Regions from separate parts of the Homo sapiens genome. Here regions 1 and 2 are each linked to region 3. A link is a loop called in an ENCODE intact Hi-C map of the cell type or tissue named here. Cell type or tissue: mammary epithelial cell. All regions are shown on one strand. Each heading gives the region's core, and the rest is flanking DNA. Links, peaks and the distances in the headings are about the cores only. Region 1 overlaps WDR72 (WD repeat domain 72). Region 2 overlaps WDR72 (WD repeat domain 72). Region 3 overlaps LOC107983981 (a long non-coding RNA gene).

Region 1 (5,950 bases), core at 278-5,277, 380 kb after region 3:
AACCCAAACTTGTCAATAAATGGTAAACGATTACAGATGAATAAAAGGAGATGAAAAATCGGACCAAATATTAACTTATACAAATTGGAAAAGATTTAAAAACTGATTCAAAGAGGATGGGTGATTGAGATAATGACCAACCATAAAGAAAGAGAAATAACCTCAAATGGGCATGAAGAACCACAGCAACTCAGAAGGTGTTACTAATGAGATTTGAAATTTGATGATCCTAATGGGCATTTGGTGTTGTTTGGTCTAAAAGCAAGGAGGCAAGCTTTCCCTCCCCTATGTAATGTCAACAAAATTTCTTACTCCATGTAGGACATGGAGCACTAATGGTTCATCTAAACAAGCTACATTTATGAAGGCAGAAAAAAATTATAAAACAATTTAAAAAATTAAGAAAAAATACTGCTCTACAAATAAAACACTAAATAGATACTTGGACAAAATTTGGACACAGGGTTTCTTTGCACCTCCTGCTTTTGTCAGTTTCTGCTTTGCACTGAAAGTGTCTTGCATCTCTTAAAATAATTTTAATGGTCTCTCTCTTTCAGAAAAAAGCTCCACAGCAGAACCTTTTCATTCCAGGTATCTCACCTTCTGAACCCAGCTTGGAGTATCCCCATTCCCATGTCCTGCCCACACCAAAATCATCCCATCTCCTGACCATGCCATACTGCCCTGCCTTGGTATCTGTCCCCATGTTATTCCCTTTGCCTCAAATGCCCTTCTTGCATCAAGCCCTTTCCAACTAGTGTCAGTTGGGTCTCACCAGAAGCAGATTTTAGATGAAATTAGAAATGCAAATGTTTATTGGGAAGTAACACCTGTGAAAGAAAAAGGGCAAAAGCAGGGTTGCGTAAATTGTGAACTTTAATATCTCATTCACCTCCCCTAAAAATCATTTACTCTTCCTCTAAAAGTGCCTACATCCCCCACTTCTCTCACCCCTATGAATAAGGATATATAAGTTTTTAAATATTATTGGGTGTATTAGTCTATTTTCACACTGCTATAAAGAAATACCCGAGACTGGGTAATTTATAAAGGAAAGAGGTTTAATTGACTCATAGTTCTGCAAGGCTGGGGAGGCCTCAGGAAACTCACAAACATGGCAGAAAGTGAAGGGGAAGCAGGCACCTTCTTTACAAGGCGGCAGGAGAGAGAAGCGCAAGCAGGGGAAATGCCAGATGCTTACAAAACCATCAGATCTCATGACAACTCCCTCACTATCATGAGAACAGCATGGAGGAAACCGCCCCTGTGATCCAATCACCTCCCTCTCTTGACACGTGGGAATTACAGATCCCTCCCTCAGCACGTGGGGATTACAGTTAGAGATGAGATTTGGGTGGGGACACAGAGTCAAACCATATAATTGCGCTATTGGGTACTCACTTTCCTGTGATGCCCCCATGCATATAATAAATTGGTATGCCTTTTCTCCTGTTAATTTGTCTACCGTCTGTCTATTTCAGCAGACTCACTTATCAAAGCTCCAAAGGGTACAGAGAAGTTTCTCTTACCCCTTCAGGCTCTATCAGCCTAACAGAAACTCTAAAGCAAAGAATGCCTGTGAAAGGAGGTCAATATGGGCCAGAAATGGTGAGGCCCTGGTATCACCATCATGCTCAGCCATCGTCCCAAGAAGAGTGTGATCTCTGCTCCAACGCTGGGTCAGATATTAAAGGCACTAACAACTGGAAGCTGTCAGATAGCCATATTCCTCACATCTGGGAAAGGAGTCCTCTCTTTAAGAGGGATTTTAGCAGTACGTCTCTTCATGTCTGCCACAAAATTATTCTCCAACACACATGTGAATGTCTATTCCTATGTGAAGCCTCTAAAATTCATTCCCAGGCAGTTGGTGGCTCTCTATGCCTTTACAGTAATGTGAATGTTAATTTCTCATACCACACTGTGTCCTCACTATTTTTACAACCTTTTGGAAAGTAGAAACCACATCATATTCTTCTCAGATTTCAAGTACATAGCTTGGGAAACAGAGCACCTAATAAAATATATTCAAAAGAGGTAGAGTGATTTGATGGCTGGACTTACCAGCTGGACAACAGACCAGACTGGTTATTGCCTATTCTGGTCCAGAGATACTAAGAGATATACCTCATGTATGTGAAAGTGAAAGGGTATTAAGAGTTCTCAAAAACTGATTTCAATGTACTTTAAATACTAATGGACTATTGGACTTTAAGGATAACATGTATCAACAATTAGCATGTTGTAAGCCAAAGTTTTGAAATTATGTTCCCAATCATAAATCTAATCACCATCATAAGTAGATTACATGAACCTATCTGTGTATCTCTTTCCAACCATTATTCTCACTTCTAGTTTTCTCTTTCAATTTACAGATTGGGTAACAGTCCATCTAATTTTAAAATTCTAAGATGTACTGTGTTTATTCTGTACTGTAAAATAATTTAATTTCAGTTGTAAATTTTAGAGTTTTCTTTGATGACCTTTTTAGGCAAGGCTTAGTAGTTCAGTAACATATACTCTTCATTTAATCAGCCAGCAATATTTACTCTCTGCTAAGCCCAAAGCTAAGCTGTGAGGACATAAAGATGAAAGTGAATGAATAGGATAAGAAGCCCCTTTTCTAATGGTGGAGACAGAATGGCTGATGATTTACTACATGGACTGGGAAGTGCTATAATACCTAAAGGGTACACAAGGGAAAAAGCAAACATGGGAGAGAAAGAAAAGGAACTTCTTGAGTTAGTGTGACTTTCTCTTTTGGTTTCATCTCCTTCTGAACTTTTTTAAAGGGGAGCGGGACAGAAACAAAGTCCTTAAGAATGTCTAGAATCCCTTTCTCTAAGGCAGTTCTCGGTAGGGTTGGTACTGCCCCCTAGGGGGAGGCTTTGGAAACTGCCCAAGTGAGGGACTGGGTTTCTCAATGATTGTAGAGACACTTTATTGGCATTTAGCAGTCAGGCACCAGAGATGCCAGATGGCCTGCAATGCTTAGGAACGCCTTTCACAGTGAATAACTGTCCTGCTTGGTTTTCAAATATTCCACTGGTCATTCATGAAAAGAAAAGCTTTGTATGTAATTTCCCAAGTCCAGAACATAACTTTGTTTTACATATAACTATGGAGGAATCTTTCAAGGCTTTTAACATACTTTGAATTTTCTAAGAAGGCCACTACCTTGTATATTAAGGAATGGCCACATTTTGCTACTATTGTCCAGTGTCAAGAAAATCCATTTTAGATACCCACATCACTGACAGAATCACCACACACACAGATATATGCATCAATAGCAGTGGTCTTATGTATACCACAGCATATTATATAACAGTATGTTACTATATCTTTCAGTGTAGTCATGCCCAGGATTTTGCACATAATACTTTACTATAAGTTACTTACCATTTATTTTTCCTTTAAATGTTATATAAATGATGTATGTAGGTAGGTTATAATGCTTATGAATTTCATTTTAAGATTTTCAAGGGAGCATTACAAAATATTGGCTAGGATTGAGAGCACTGAGATCCACTACGATTACTTTTTTTAAAATTTCAAGACTGACCTCATTCTAATGAGAAGAAACATGTGAGGCTGGAAGTTTATATAGACCATGTTCTTAGGCATATTCAGTTACCAAAGAGTGTTTTTACATTGTCCCTAGATTGGCAGGGCTGCCTGGCTGGAGGACAGATATTCTGCACAAATATACATAAAGGGCCCATGCTCATCTGTAGCAGGTAAAAGAAAGAACTAACAACTCTCCTTTGAATTGTCTTCATTTCTTGTAGCTTATTCTCAGGGGGTTGAAAATGAAGTACTCTGCCTTGGTTTTGCCTTCAAATACTTGTCAGCATTAATTTTTCCTGGTGGTTCTCTAGACAGATATATTGCTCTTGAACAAAGTAGATAAATTTGAAGCAATGCCCCTGGACTAACACTTCAGAAGAAAACCATCATCCTTATAATCACCATTTCCATTCTCTTTCTAGTACAGACAATTAACATATTATTTAGCATTTCTTTCATTCTGCCTTGGACCAGAGTTCTTTGATAGATGTCTGTCATTGTCATTTATTACACATCCACTCACTCAGGCAACAAACATTTAATGAGCACCCATCATACACCATGTGGTCCATTTGCTGCTAGGAGCACAAGATTAATAAGTTCCAACTTTTGCCCTCAAGGAGTTCACAGAGTTGGGAAAGAAAGGCAAATAAATAAGCAATTAGAGTGCCAGGTAATATACAGTATTTTAGAAGGTTATAAAAGGAGTGTAGAAAGTAATATAAATGAAAATGTCAGCACCTAACATTGAACCTTAGACATAGTAAGTGCTTAATAAGAAATGTTTCGAGTTATTCAAATTGTTCCAAGGCTGAAAATTGGGCAGATAAATTGAAGAGTTAAAATGGAAGGATAAGGCTCCAGCTAGCAAGATGACTGACATTCTGATGGGAATGGGATATTCCAAGGGCACTGGGACAAATGGATAATTTTTCCTTCAGCCACCATTTCTCTAGCAATTGCCACATACTAGACACTGTGCTATCTGCTGAGAAGACAAAGCTCTCTAAATCAGTTGTTTTTCTCTAAAGGAATTTAGTCCCTCTATTTACCAAAATTGTTTTTAGAACTATGAATACATATCCATATTGGCTGACAGAATTGCATTTGATGGAGGAACTAATGTCACACAAATTCCCAGGCTCAGAAGTAGAATGAATCATTAGTGGAGGCTGACCCAAGCCAGCCATGTTGCAAAGAGGGCTCTGTGTCAGCAGCATGGGGGCTACTGTAAGAGACCAGGAATGAGCCAGAAGTCCATAGGGAGGTGATGAGTCAGAACACAATATGTGAATCCAAATACTGAGGAAACAATGTTTGAGGCAGCGGCTCCTTAGAAACTTCTGTGGATAAACTGTAACTGAATAAGGAGTGAGGTAAGTTTCAGGCAAGGCTCAGGTCTCTAAAAATATCAAACTGAAATCAGATCATGACAAAGTGAGCAGTCAAGAGTGAAATAACTATCACTAACAGAGTCTTCTGGGGGGTTACAAACTAGATTCATTCATATGACTATTTTTAATTTCCTGTGAGCTTGCTGTGTGTACATCTCATGGTCCTAGGATGGTGACTCTCAGATAACACGAATTTCAGTTTGTATTCACGAATTTCAGTTTGTATTCAAGACTTTGTCTGGATGCTAAAGAATAGCAATCGGCTGGTTTCCCTCCACTGCTCCTTCTTTTACTAATTAGGAATTGGCTGAATCTTCAGTACAAACTATCTCACTTTCCATCCATTCACCCATCCACTCAATAAACACTTATTAACAGCTTCTAAGTAAGAGATCATTTTAGGTGATGGGAGGAAAAAAGATAAATAGACCTGATCCCTGTCCTTGAAGGGTCAGTGTCGGGAGGTCAGTCTCAGCTTCGGAAACAATAGTGCAAAACACATTGACTTCAGTGACAGAATCTAGATCACTTTTTGTCAATAATTTAAATGGGTATGCAGACAATCATAGATAAAGTGGTGCCTGCACGACTGTTACCAAAGAAATATTTAACTCAATTCCTCGATCAGACCATCTCTGGGCAGAGCCAGGCTGGCATTCTGACTGCTCATGAGGAAAAAAGATGATGAAATATTCCAGTTTTTCATATGCCAAGATGAAAATCATCAATCTCAATCTCCGTGAAAGATAAAACTACTTTTAGAAAAGAGCAGTGAACTCTTATCAGTCTTTCTAAGGTGATGCAATCTTTAAGATGATACAGAGAGGGCAGAAACAGTAAAGAAGTTTAGAAGAATGTATATGGGCAAAAGGGAAATGATGAAATTTCTCTCTCAATTTTATAAGGAGCTAAAAATAAGATGGGATATATTTTAAACCTAAATGACTACAATGCTTTTTGAAAAGTAGGTAATGTATTCTAGGTGC
Region 2 (5,950 bases), core at 473-5,472, 510 kb after region 3:
GAGATGTTCTATTTTTTAAAAGATTAAAAATGTAATCTTTCTGTGTGTGTGTGTGTGTGTGTGTAAATGAAAACATTTGTATATACATGGAGAAAAGGTTGGAAGGATACAAGCCAAGTGTACCAAGGCTCACCCCTGGGAAGATGGATGGGGGAAATATATGGAAGTAGAATTTATACACTTCTATGTTATTTGAACTTTTGACAATAAACATGTAATAGCCTTAAAATTTATAAATTTTAATGAATATGCTTGAAATTGTAAGGAAAAAAGAGTAGGGTTCCCAAGCCAACCTGAATGCTGTTGATAGATGAGGAAAGATCCCATACTTTGAGCTCACCAGCTACTGATACCACCAAGAGAGAATCTTCTGTGAAAATAATAAAAGTCACATATAAGCTTACCATGGATATAATTGGGTAGGTAAAAATCATTTCACAGTCATTTAAGAATTACGCAGGGCTGTGTAGATAGAAAATTTTCAGCTTTGGAGTTACTTTTTAACTAGAAAAAATAAACATTTTACATCGTGCTCCAAATCTGTTTTAAAATTTCAAAGTGATTCCTAGGTATAAGAAGAGCACCACTAGAAGCAGAACCACATTGCAAATCATCATAAAATGAAACCTTCCTATTTCGGAAGTAAGTGAGGCGCCAACTTCCACTTCCCTTTGCAGTCACTCATTACAGAAACTGAATTATCAATACTACATCTAGAAGATACAGCAGGGCAAAATTCCAGGAGTCCTGCTAATCCACAACAAAACCTGCTTGTCACTCTTAAAATGTAACAAGCAGAACTTGGTTATAAAAACACAAATTCTCCTCTTTCCCCCTCATCTTAACCTTTTGCTGACTTTCCAATGTTTTGAACCACTGGCATGGGTGTTCTTAGTTTTTCTTGATCAGGTGTATTACAGACATATCCTCATTAACAGGTAAGCATAAAGAAGCATTCTTTCTGAATTTCTGCCCAATAATTTGACAAATAATTCAAAAGTAGATATTTTTATATGCAATCTCTCTACTGTCAGATAATATCCAACTATTACCTTGAATTCTCATGGAGTGAACAATGCACATGCAGTTGATCCAGTCAGGAAACTGAGATGATCTAAAACTGTGAACAACAGCCAAAGTTTTGGCATCAATTATAAGGACATCTTGATATTCTCCACAACAAAGAAGCCAGCCTTCTCCTGTCATCCGGAATGAGCAGTGGTAATACTACGTACATGGAAAGCAAAGCAAACATTTAATTATCACTAAAATTAACATAATTTGGCTACATTGAAGATTTCTCTAGACTTTAGTTTTAGCATATGATCAATTAAGGTATTGAACTGAATAGCAACTAAAATTTCTCTTAGTTCAGTTATTCCAAACTCCTATTGGCACTTTAGTCTCATTTGCATCTCATGATTTTTCTAGGGAAAGAGAGATCGCTTGGAAGAAGTAATTTTATTCTAAATCATGGAAAGCTCACAATTATATTATTTCTGGAGTGCAACTTGGAACTAAACAACAACAACAGGACCAGGCACAGTGGTTCATGCCTATAATCCCAGTGCTTTGGGAGGAGGCTATGGTGGGAAGACCACTTGAGGCCAGGAATTTGAGGTTGCCGTTAGCACCACTGTACTTCAGCCTGGGTGACAGAGCAAGACCCTGTCTCTTAAAGAGAAAAAATTAATAGCAACAACAAAACCCAGGTTCCTTGCCATAGCAACAATGCTGTATGTTAAAAAGAAATAAAGTATTTGAAGGGCATTTGAGGATTATTATGCCAAATAAGTTTTGGAAATCTTTTATTAAAGATCAAGTAATGCATTCTACTTTCAACCAGCTCTCTCTGTGCAGGGTTTTATTTCCAAAAAAAATAGAAGAGAGTTCATGAATGTTACAATGCACATCAGCAACACTAAGAGTGTAAAATATTTTAAAACACGGTCAGCACCATTGGAATCATGCAACCACACTACATATGCTTGGAAACCATCTACTAAAAGCCAAGATTTGCTTTAAAGATTGGGAAGTGATTATAAAAGTTATATACAGAGAAATTAAGAACCTATCCACCAAAACATAGGGTTTAAAATTGGAAATGAGGGAGAAAAAAACTGTGTGTGCTTTATAAGACAGCACATCATTAAAACTGAATTTTTACACATGTACAAGTATGTGTATGTTTTGTAGCACTAAGGCAATATATGGAAATTGTCTTTCAAATCTGTTAGAAAGATACAAAAATGAAAGAATCAGGGGGAAAATCTGCTTGAATAATACTTTTTGGGAAAGCAAAATGCCAAAACAGCAGACAATTACTGGTGATATTTGACCCTCATGACAAAATAAAAATTCAAGCAAAGAATATTCTCCAAAGATGTTTCTTTAGAAGTGTATTTGCAAATGCCCTAAACAAGTTGCAGAATCTAGAAATGCCCTGAAGGAAGTGAGTGTACTTACACAGATTGCAGTGTGCCTGTAAGGAAGTGTAGCCTTCTCCATGCACTGTCCATTGGTGACATTCCAAACACACATCTCCCTAGCAGAAGATAACTTTGTGTTATTCTCTGTCATTTCCACTCAATTGGCTGGAATAATTTTTGTGCCACCAAGTTTTTCTTTAGCAGCCTGATCATTTATGTGGCTTTTTGTTACAGATTTTGGGCAAGAAAATGTTGTGGTCATTAGCAGGGATGACATACTGTATCTGTATCTTTTTGTTTGGGTAATTACACCCTGCTGCCAGCCTGCAAACCTTACTTTAGAGACAACCTGGCCTACAACAAATTGTGGGGATACAGCTATCACAGCCTGTTAGTGACAGTACAACAATCTTTCAGTGGAAACTGTATCCTCTTGAAAATGCTTTATTTCACTGAACTTAAACTACATATTCTGAAAATCACAATGCATCAAGCGCTGCATCTTCTGAGGCCAATGTATCATTTTTGTAAAAACAAACAGTGCCACCAAGAGGCTACATTTGGTCTATCATCGATAACAGTTTATCTCTGCTTCTCCTGATTTGAAATCCTAAAATCATCCTTGCCACTTAATATTTAGAAAAATATTATTATTTTGAAAACTCTTACTTCGTTTATGTATTACAAAGACATAGTTTTAAAATACAAAGTACACCCAGCATAGGGTAGTTTATATGACTTCACAAAAATCAGAATGGCTGTTTCAGAATTGTTTGGTAATATTCTTCAGTCTTGAGAGTTTTAACACATAAGCAAAATTTTCCATGCAAGAAAAAGAAAAGTTTTATAGGCCTTAAAGGAGATACTGCCATTATACTAAGAAACAAAATATATAGACTAATAATGTCAACAACTGTATGCATTTGGTGATTTGCAGGCTTTTTTGTTTTTCTAACCAACCATGGGAACTCAATCTTCTACATGAGTAGTTCTTAAAATGGGGCAATTTTGCTACCCCTTATTCCCCCTACATTCCAAGGACACTTGGTAATATTTGGAGATATTTTTGGTTGTTGGAACTAGGAACACACTAGTGGCATCTAGTGGGGAGAGGCAAGGGATGCTGCCAAATATCCTACAATGCATAGAACAGTACCCCACAACAAAGAATTATCTGTTCCTAAATGCCATTAGTACTGAGGTTGAGAAATAATATTCTAGAAATACACACAAAATATTCATAGCATTTTCCCTCTGTTTATATCCAGCCTCATTCCAAAAAGATTTCAGGTAACCTGAAAAGACATATAATTCTATAAAATAGGAGGAAAAAATCTCTCTGTGTGTGTCTGTGTGTATGTACTAAAAAATAAGATTGGGAGGAAGGTAGATATTGAAATAATATATCTCAAAGGGAAACAAACTAATAATGCATCTATAAAATAAAGAAACATATTGCAAAGGTAAAGTAATTGAACCTTAAGCAGTCAACATTATAAAATTTTAGCTCTTTAAGGGATTTGAGCTTATTAACAAGGTTTTTGACTCTAGCTATGCATCAACAACCACCTGATACTATTCCAAATATTATCTCCAGAGATTCTAATTCCATGACTCTGTGTTGGGATCCTGGCATGTGTGGTTTTGAAAAGCACCTGGTCAGTCGACTTGTTTCTAGCCCATTTCTAAACCAGTAGCTCTAAATTCTAGCTATACATTAGACTTATTTGAGAACTTTTAAAAAATACTGATGGCTGACCATGCAGATATCAAATCAGGCCAATTAATTCACATTTTCCAGGATTGGAACCTGGACACCAGTAAAAGTTCCTTTAAAAATATTAATGTATTTAAACCATCTTGGATCCCATTGCTTTCCCTATTTGTTTGCTTATCATTTTATTTTCTATATTAAATCTGAAAATAAAATGAAAATATATCACAAAGCAAAAATTTGCTCTTTGCCTATCAATTTTGCTTAATAAAAGAAAGCAAATTTGTGGTGTATGAAATGGAACACTGACATCTTACCTGGAACCATATAAGTTACATAGGTAAAAATAAGACATGAAATTGAACTATTAAAAAACATAATCTTTTCATTTTCTGAAGCTGTCGCCTAAGTTTGTACATAGCTAAAATCACATTCTGTTATAAAAAAATTAAATTTAAGAATTTTTAAAACCTTAATAAATTTTAAGAATTTTAAAAATCTTAAGATTTTTAAAAATTTTAAAAACCTTAAGATTTTTAAAAATTTTAAAAATCTTAAGAATTTTTAAAAGCTTAAAAATTCTTAAATTTTTATTTCAATGAAAAGAAAACAGCAGATGAAAGTGTCTACGACATATAACATTAGAAAATTGTTATATTCTCACTACAAATTCCTTGAAAAGGGGAATTTTTTGGTCTTACTCAACTTTACATCCCCACCTCAGCACCTCAATAAAAATTTGTTCCATGGATAAATACATCAGCCACCATTCTTCCATACACTTTCTATCTTTTGGAAATATATTATTTTCTCTTGACCTCATTCTTATTTTTCATATTTGTGTGCTTATAACACTATAGTTTTGATCAAACTTTAATGAAGTGTCTGGAAGGAGAGGAGATAAACATGAATGCTTGCTTTGCCATCTTGCATTGGAAGTCTATTACATTTTTCAAACTCTTTTCCCTTGTCTTTTATTATACTTTCATTTTTTCTTTGGCATTCTCAGCCTCCTCTTCTTCCTCTGTCTGCTTCTTAAGTGCTGGTTTTCCCTAGATATTTGTCTTATACTTTCTTACATCCTTATATTTCACTCTCTTCCTGGGTAAGTTATCTACTCCCCTGGCTTCAGGTACTGTTATTATGCTATTGGAAGCCCAGAGCGGTTTACTTCAGCTCTATATTTCTATAGGCAACTAGCTTTTAGACATCTCCACCTGTGTGACTTTCAGGAGATCACACACTTTCATGTTCAATATGAAGCATAGCATCTTCTCTCTTTGGTTCATTATCTCAATGAATGATATCGTTACTAATAAATTTCCCGTAACTCTTGACCCAACATTTTCTCTCACGCTCCCAAATGTGGGTACTTGCTACTTCAAATATGGGCTCTGGGCCAGCAGTACCCGCATAGTCTAGGAATGCTTTGGAAACGCAAGTTACTAGACCCTAGCCCAGACCTACTACATCTGTATTTTCGGTAGTGGGGCCCAGAAATCTCTAATTAAACAAACTCTGCAGGTGATTCTGGTGCACGCTCAGGATTGAGAAGCACTCACCTAGCGGCTTCCAAGTCCTGGTGCCCTACTTCTCTGGGCTCATCTCTTGCCAGTAACTAAACCTTTATTAATAAGTTATAAACCTTTCTATTGGGGCCAAGGCTTTTTGCCTTAAAATTTTATTAACTATACATATATAAAAATAATATAGTCATACCAACCTTATTTTGATTAGTATACATATGATAATATGTAATTGGAATGACTATTTTATTCAGATTTATTCTACTAATTTATTTTGTGCT
Region 3 (5,950 bases), core at 374-5,373:
ATCTCAGTATGAGATGCCATATCTTTATTCAGCACCATCAGAGAAATAGAGGGTTTTGGCCAAAGTCTCTTGTTGGTGAGAGTATCCATGAATCCCCCACTTGTAGCTAGCTCAGGAAGAATTTTCAGTACTGTAAAATTCATGAAACATGGACACACTGATGAATGTAATATGGTCCTGCTTTAATGATTCAGAAGCACATCAAGGTTATGCTTTAAGGCCATAATTTTGAGCAACAGTCTTAACTGCAGTAGAAATATGTGGATGATGGCTAATAGAAAATCTCCATTAACCAACAGCTAGACTGGAAGGGACTAGCTCTTTTTCCCTTCACTTAAAAGTTAATAAATAAGTGAATTGGGATGGCAATTAAGCTCACCCTTTTTGCTTTATACGCCAATATTTCTGTACATGATTGTAGTCTCTGGGTAGGGTTGAGGATGCTGTATCAGAGACCACGAGAGGATTTTCCTGGTGGCACAACTTCAGGGCCAACATTGCCCTGGGAATTTTTTTCTCATTCTCCATGCATCTCCAAAAATGATGCACTCATTCTGGAGAAAAGGATATTATCACCTCTACAGAGATATAAGATGTATTGCTTTAATGCTCATGCAGTTTGGATGGGTTGGGATGCTTAGATAAAATACTATACAAAAATACAAAACAGTGCTCATTGGAATTTCAAATCATCTCCCCTGCACCCTTTTAAACTACTTTATATTTATTGGTTATGTCCTGCTGGGGCCATTAGACCTTTGATTGTATAGTGTTTCCTTTTTACACCTCTATTTTCACGTATTTTTGACATAGGGAGTATGTTTTCAAGCCAGAGGGGATTTTACCTTAAACAAAATGTGAGGGAAAAAACTAGCCACAATTAAAATTAAAGAAGTTAGTGTTTTCAGATAGTATTTTGTACCTCTATAACTTAACATGAGATTTTAAAAAATATAATATTGTTGATTTACACATTATCAGATATTTGTATTAGGATTTGGGACCTAAAACAAGGAAGTGATTAGTCATTCATAGTGGGAAACAAAGTCTATAGAGATGACCAGTTTGGAATAATTAATGTTGTCACAGAGACAAGGCTGCAAACATCTGTGTTCATTCCTAGTATCAACATCATTTTGTTACATAGGTGCTTGCTCTATAGCTTTCCTTACAGCTATTTTTATCTTTTCTTTTTAAATTTTAGCTTTTTATTATCAAGAATATTGGCTTAAGCTAAACAGCCCCAGCATAAATCCAGTGATCTGAGAAATTTTGGGTTGAATTTAACACACCGCAAAGGAAAGGCAGGATATTCTCTTAGGATAGTCTCCACACCTATAGGTTCAAAATTTTCCTTCAGAGCTGCACAGAAAATAAGTAATAGATCTGTTAGAATTGAAGACAGGGTTTCATCTGAAAATGTCTCTATTCTCTATACTTTGAGGGCCCTTAAATTCAAATACAAGGCTTGTGAGGCAAAAAGGCATGCAAACCCAGACTAGTAATAATTTGCCTATGCTTCTAACACCTTTGCCCTAAGTAATCCCACAGAGCTAAACTTACACTCCTTCAAATATAGGAAAAATGAGCTCATTAAATTTTAATCATCAATATGCTGCAACTAATTATAATGTGTCTTGTCTTAACTCATGACTGCTGTATAATAAATTCAATTACTTTGGTTTTCTTTTCTATTCACATAAACTGATCTCCAGTGAAAGGAGAGTTGCAAACTCCCATGAATGAAGGGAATGAGTAACCCTTAATTTTCAAATCGTGACCTCATTAGAGCATGTGTGTATGTGTGTGTGCACGCGTGTGTAAAATTTGTTTTTCTAAGGAGGAGAAAGTCAACACTTTGATAATTAGACACCCCCCTTCTTGGGCCTCGAGGGTGTCCTAATAAAGAAAATTTTATACATTGATGTGCTTCTCATCTCTTCATTTCTTTGTTCTATCATCCTGTTGTTAATAGCACCCTGCAGCAAAAAAAAATGTTTGTGAAGCTAAGAGCTGTCCAGATAAGAGAAAAGGTCATGATCTCCCTCCTGCGTGTTCATCAGCCAACGAACAACAATCTGAAAGTAAGAGGATGTCTGTCAATATGGAGTGGGCAGGCAGCAGCGTGCCATCAAATTGAAGGCAGTGAATGCTCACACAGTTGTACTGGGCTCCAACCTTAACCAAAAATCAATAATCACCAAAGTATTACAATATGAAGTGACTGAATCATGGGAGGCAGTGGTGGAGGGAGAGAACATATGTGTGAAGCTTTGTAAATGCTAAGAATGAGGAACGTGGGCTATTTCTCACCATCTTAAGATTTCTAAGATAAGTGTGTTAGAGACAACTAATTGAATGAAGTAGAGTCAGAGAATCCCAGACACACCCCATTTCATTAATGTACAGTGTGGCAGATTTTTAAAATGAGCTTCCAACTTCTGTAAAATGGAGAAATGAAGTCACTCGCTTCATTTCAGGCTCAAATTTTGAGTCCAAGGAGTAACATTAATTTGTGTATATCTTATTATCATTAACTTAGATAATCGGATAAACAGCAACTGTGTCATAGGACAAATGATATTCTTATGACGAGGTTTCAAAAATATCCTCGTGGCCAGATTTTAAAATAACTGAGTGAAGCGTCATCATTTTTTCCAGATTAGTTCAAACAAAGTCCCTGTCTTTCTTTCCTCTGAGCAGTGAGAAAATGCTCCTCTTCCAAGAAGACTTCTTTGATCCATTGGAGTTAAGGGAAGGATTTCCTCCTCTTTAGGCATAAAAACCAATTGTTTTCAGGCAACAGGGATGAATCTAACAGAAAAAATTGAATAATAAACAATAAACAATGTAAAATTTAAAAGGAAAATAATACAGAACTTCTTTACTTACGTATATTTACTGGCTGCTTCCTATAAGTATGCGTCACTCTCCTGTTTATAACTCATGAATAGTAATTCTTTTGAGAGAGAAAAACTGCGGCAACGAAACCACAAAACACGTTGTTAGGGCAAATGCATTTGGTAATAATGAGAGCTTTGTTTTCCACTTTTCTTTAAAAGTGGAACTTTTTCTCCCTTTATACTAATCCACTTATTTCACTCTTTTCTGTTTTGTCTATCCCTCTATGTATATATGTGTCTATCTATCTACTATTTGCCATCTGTCTACCAATCTATTTATTTATCTACCTACCATCTCTCTATCCTCTATCTATCCATCTATCTACTATCTATCTATCTAATCTATCTATCTATCTATCTATCTATCTATCTATCTATCTATCTATCTATCTATCTATCTATCTATCACCTATCTATTTCTAGTTCCAGCCCCACTGAGAAGTCTGGCACTGAGGTCTTTTCTCTCCCAGCCATATTATAAGCACAATCCTAGGGCCTTATAAGCAAAAGCATCCAGCTCTAAATAAAAAGTCTAAGAACACTGGATGCAATTAAATATTCAAGTTCTGTAAGTTTCAGCTTTATTTGAGCCTGAAAAGTATAGAACCGAGAGAAGGTTGTTTGCTTGTCTTTATGTTTTGATGTGCCTGATCATTCACAGAGTTTAGTCAGTTCACAGAAAAATCCCACCTTGAAATTCTCTTTTAATTATTATCTCTTTTACAGCTCAAGATTCCTGGCATCTCCTTTGGTGACTACCACCCCTCACTCCACACACAAACACACATGTGCAGAGAACAAATATACCTCCAATACACCTTTATCAAAAATATAGAGTAAATAAAAAATCAAGACATGAAGAATGTACCTGCTGGAAATGACTGTTTTTTTTTTATCCTGAATTTCCAAAAGAAACTGCTGATCAATTGTGAAGAATGTGGTTGCAATAAAAGTGAATATTAAGTGGAGGTGCAGTGGGGGCAGGGAGTGAAGACCAACTAAACCACAGTACCTGGTGAGGGTGCAGTTTGGGGCCTCTCTTGGTGGCTGCCCAGTACCCTTTGAAGTGCATATGCTGCATGGATGCATGGGTGCCTGGAGCTCAGCTAGAATGCCAAATCCATTCTCTCCTCTCTCTCCCTTTCTGTTGCAGAGACAGAGGCAAGGGCAAAAATCGTTGCAGCTCTCGTATTATGAACCAGGATGTTTATTGGTGATTTCTCTATAATTTGCAGGGAGAAATAGAATACGATCTAAGAACATTGGATTCAACTAAATATTCAAGCTTTAGGGTTAATAAACTTGAAAAGATTTTATGTAAGAATAATGATGGCTTTATCTTTATTGCACAATACACAGGTTTTTAAAAAATAAAATACTGTCGAGCCTAATTTCTTAGCCTATACTTCGGGACCAAGAGTCTTTCCAAGGTCTGGGGCAAGCTACTTGGTGAGTGCTGGTAAAGGAGTCTACTGCATCCCAAGGCACACTGGGAGCACTGGTGAAGTTGAAGAGTGAAAGGTGCGGGGAATGGAGTTTTCTCTTTCGATTAACAGCTGCTTAAGCAGCCATCTAGAGAAAGCTTTTACAGAAAAATTCAGGTCAACCTATACCAGGTCAACTTCTATGCCTTGAAGAATAAGAATACAGCATTCCCATTCAGCACATAATACAATGCTCTTCACACAGAAATAAATCAATAAATGCTGTTGACTGGTGTCTGACTTTACTTAATGTCTACCCTTTTCGTGCCTCAAACTGCTTTGACAGTATTCATTCACTGAGTTTTTGAGTAACCCTCTCTAACACACAAAATATCTCTCCTTCCTCATAATTACACAAACAAGGCAAAGGAGTCAGGAGACTGGGTTCTTTCTAGGCCTCCACCTATCACTAACATTGGCAGTCATATCACCTCTATGTTGCCACAATTTATTCCCTGTGAAACAGTGTATTTGAACCAAGCAACTTTGAAAGTTAAGATTTCTTCCAGTTCCAAAATTAAATCTTGAACGCTGATGACAATGTTGCTGCAATAAATGCAATAATATCTCTCTGCACTGTTATTGCAGTACCATAGTCATTATTATCATCACCAAGTCCAGTGTTGACTGTGCTTAGCACTTTACATATATGAGCTCACTTAATCCTCACCTGAGGCTTAGGAAGTAGTTACTATTACTACCTGCATTTTACAGACAAGGAAACAGGCAGAGAGAAGCTCAGTAACTTGCTGGAGGTCACACAGCTGTTAGCGACGGGGCTGTTAGTTGTTGTCCATTCAGTTAGATTTCAAACTCTTAAAGTTATGTTTTCTGCTTTTACTATTACCCTGCAGTCCCACTTTCAACATGCCCATGCATGTACACACATACACACATGCATATGCACACACCACACTACACAGCCTTGCCCCTGGGTGATCCTTGGTATATTTCAGATACTTGAACCCATAAAACTCTAAAACTGAAATTAAACCCAATCTATTAATTTATAGGAACAGTGAATTAAATCAGCCACAATATCAATTTATCCTAATATATAACCCATAACAAGAATTTTCTTTGTTTCCCCAAAGTGTTCCAATTTATATAAGTGATGAGATTCCAAATTATATAAGTGACTGGAATTATATAAATGACAAGGTTGATTTTCATGTGTGACAAGTGGAATCAGTATCATTACTTTGTAGTCACACTTCACGTTTTCCTAAATTACTGAATCAGGAGAAGATGAGAACGTCAAATTATTCTCTGAAGGGAACCTCATCTGAGTAGATATTTTATTTTGTTGGAGTCTGATAAGTATTGATTCATGGATTGATGGACGGATTTGAATCTGAGCCTGTATCAGACTTGTTAGAACACACTTCTTACACTTCTTAATTAAACTTTTAGGGAAGCAGAGGAGATTCTTTTTGAATTAATATTAATAATTGATTGTCAGAAAACAAGATTCTTGGAAGCAGGGCTATTTTGGTTTTCTGTGGATTCAGATGTGAATTTAAATATTACCTTCCCCACACCACTGCTCTATTAAAAACATAA

What was found. A loop is a pair of places that touch in the nucleus more often than their neighbours do. Peaks named below come from ENCODE experiments on the same cell type or tissue, not always from the same donor. Only the 100,000 strongest peaks of a DNase experiment are listed, where the experiment ranks them.
Region 1: it touches region 3 in a loop (3-fold over the local background); 2 of 110 quality-filtered maps call a loop at or near these places.
Region 2: it touches region 3 in a loop (2.5-fold over the local background); 6 of 110 quality-filtered maps call a loop at or near these places.

Annotation. Positions count from the first base shown.
Region 1 is chr15:53,584,124-53,590,073 of GRCh38, forward strand. The region is part of intron 18 of WDR72 (WD repeat domain 72); the gene reads right to left. Among named protein-coding and RNA genes, the nearest start is that of WDR72, 170 kb to the right of the region's middle. In mammary epithelial cell, for the core only: a CTCF peak has its summit at 2,869 (motif pointing left); no DNase peak of the experiment used is centred there.
Region 2 is chr15:53,714,141-53,720,090 of GRCh38, forward strand. It overlaps WDR72 (WD repeat domain 72), which reads right to left. Exons shown (of 20, transcript NM_182758.4): 4 at 2,467-2,545; 5 at 1,053-1,227; 6 at 294-370. Among named protein-coding and RNA genes, the nearest start is that of WDR72, 43 kb to the right of the region's middle. In mammary epithelial cell, for the core only: CTCF peaks have their summits at 2,973 (motif pointing left) and 3,533 (motif pointing left); no DNase peak of the experiment used is centred there; H3K27me3 peaks cover 120 bases.
Region 3 is chr15:53,206,884-53,212,833 of GRCh38, forward strand. All of the region lies in intron 5 of LOC107983981 (a long non-coding RNA gene), which reads left to right. Among named protein-coding and RNA genes, the nearest start is that of LINC02490, 93 kb to the left of the region's middle. In mammary epithelial cell, for the core only: no CTCF peak of the experiment used is centred there; DNase peaks (open chromatin) are centred at 2,638 and 2,958; H3K27ac peaks cover 1,560 bases.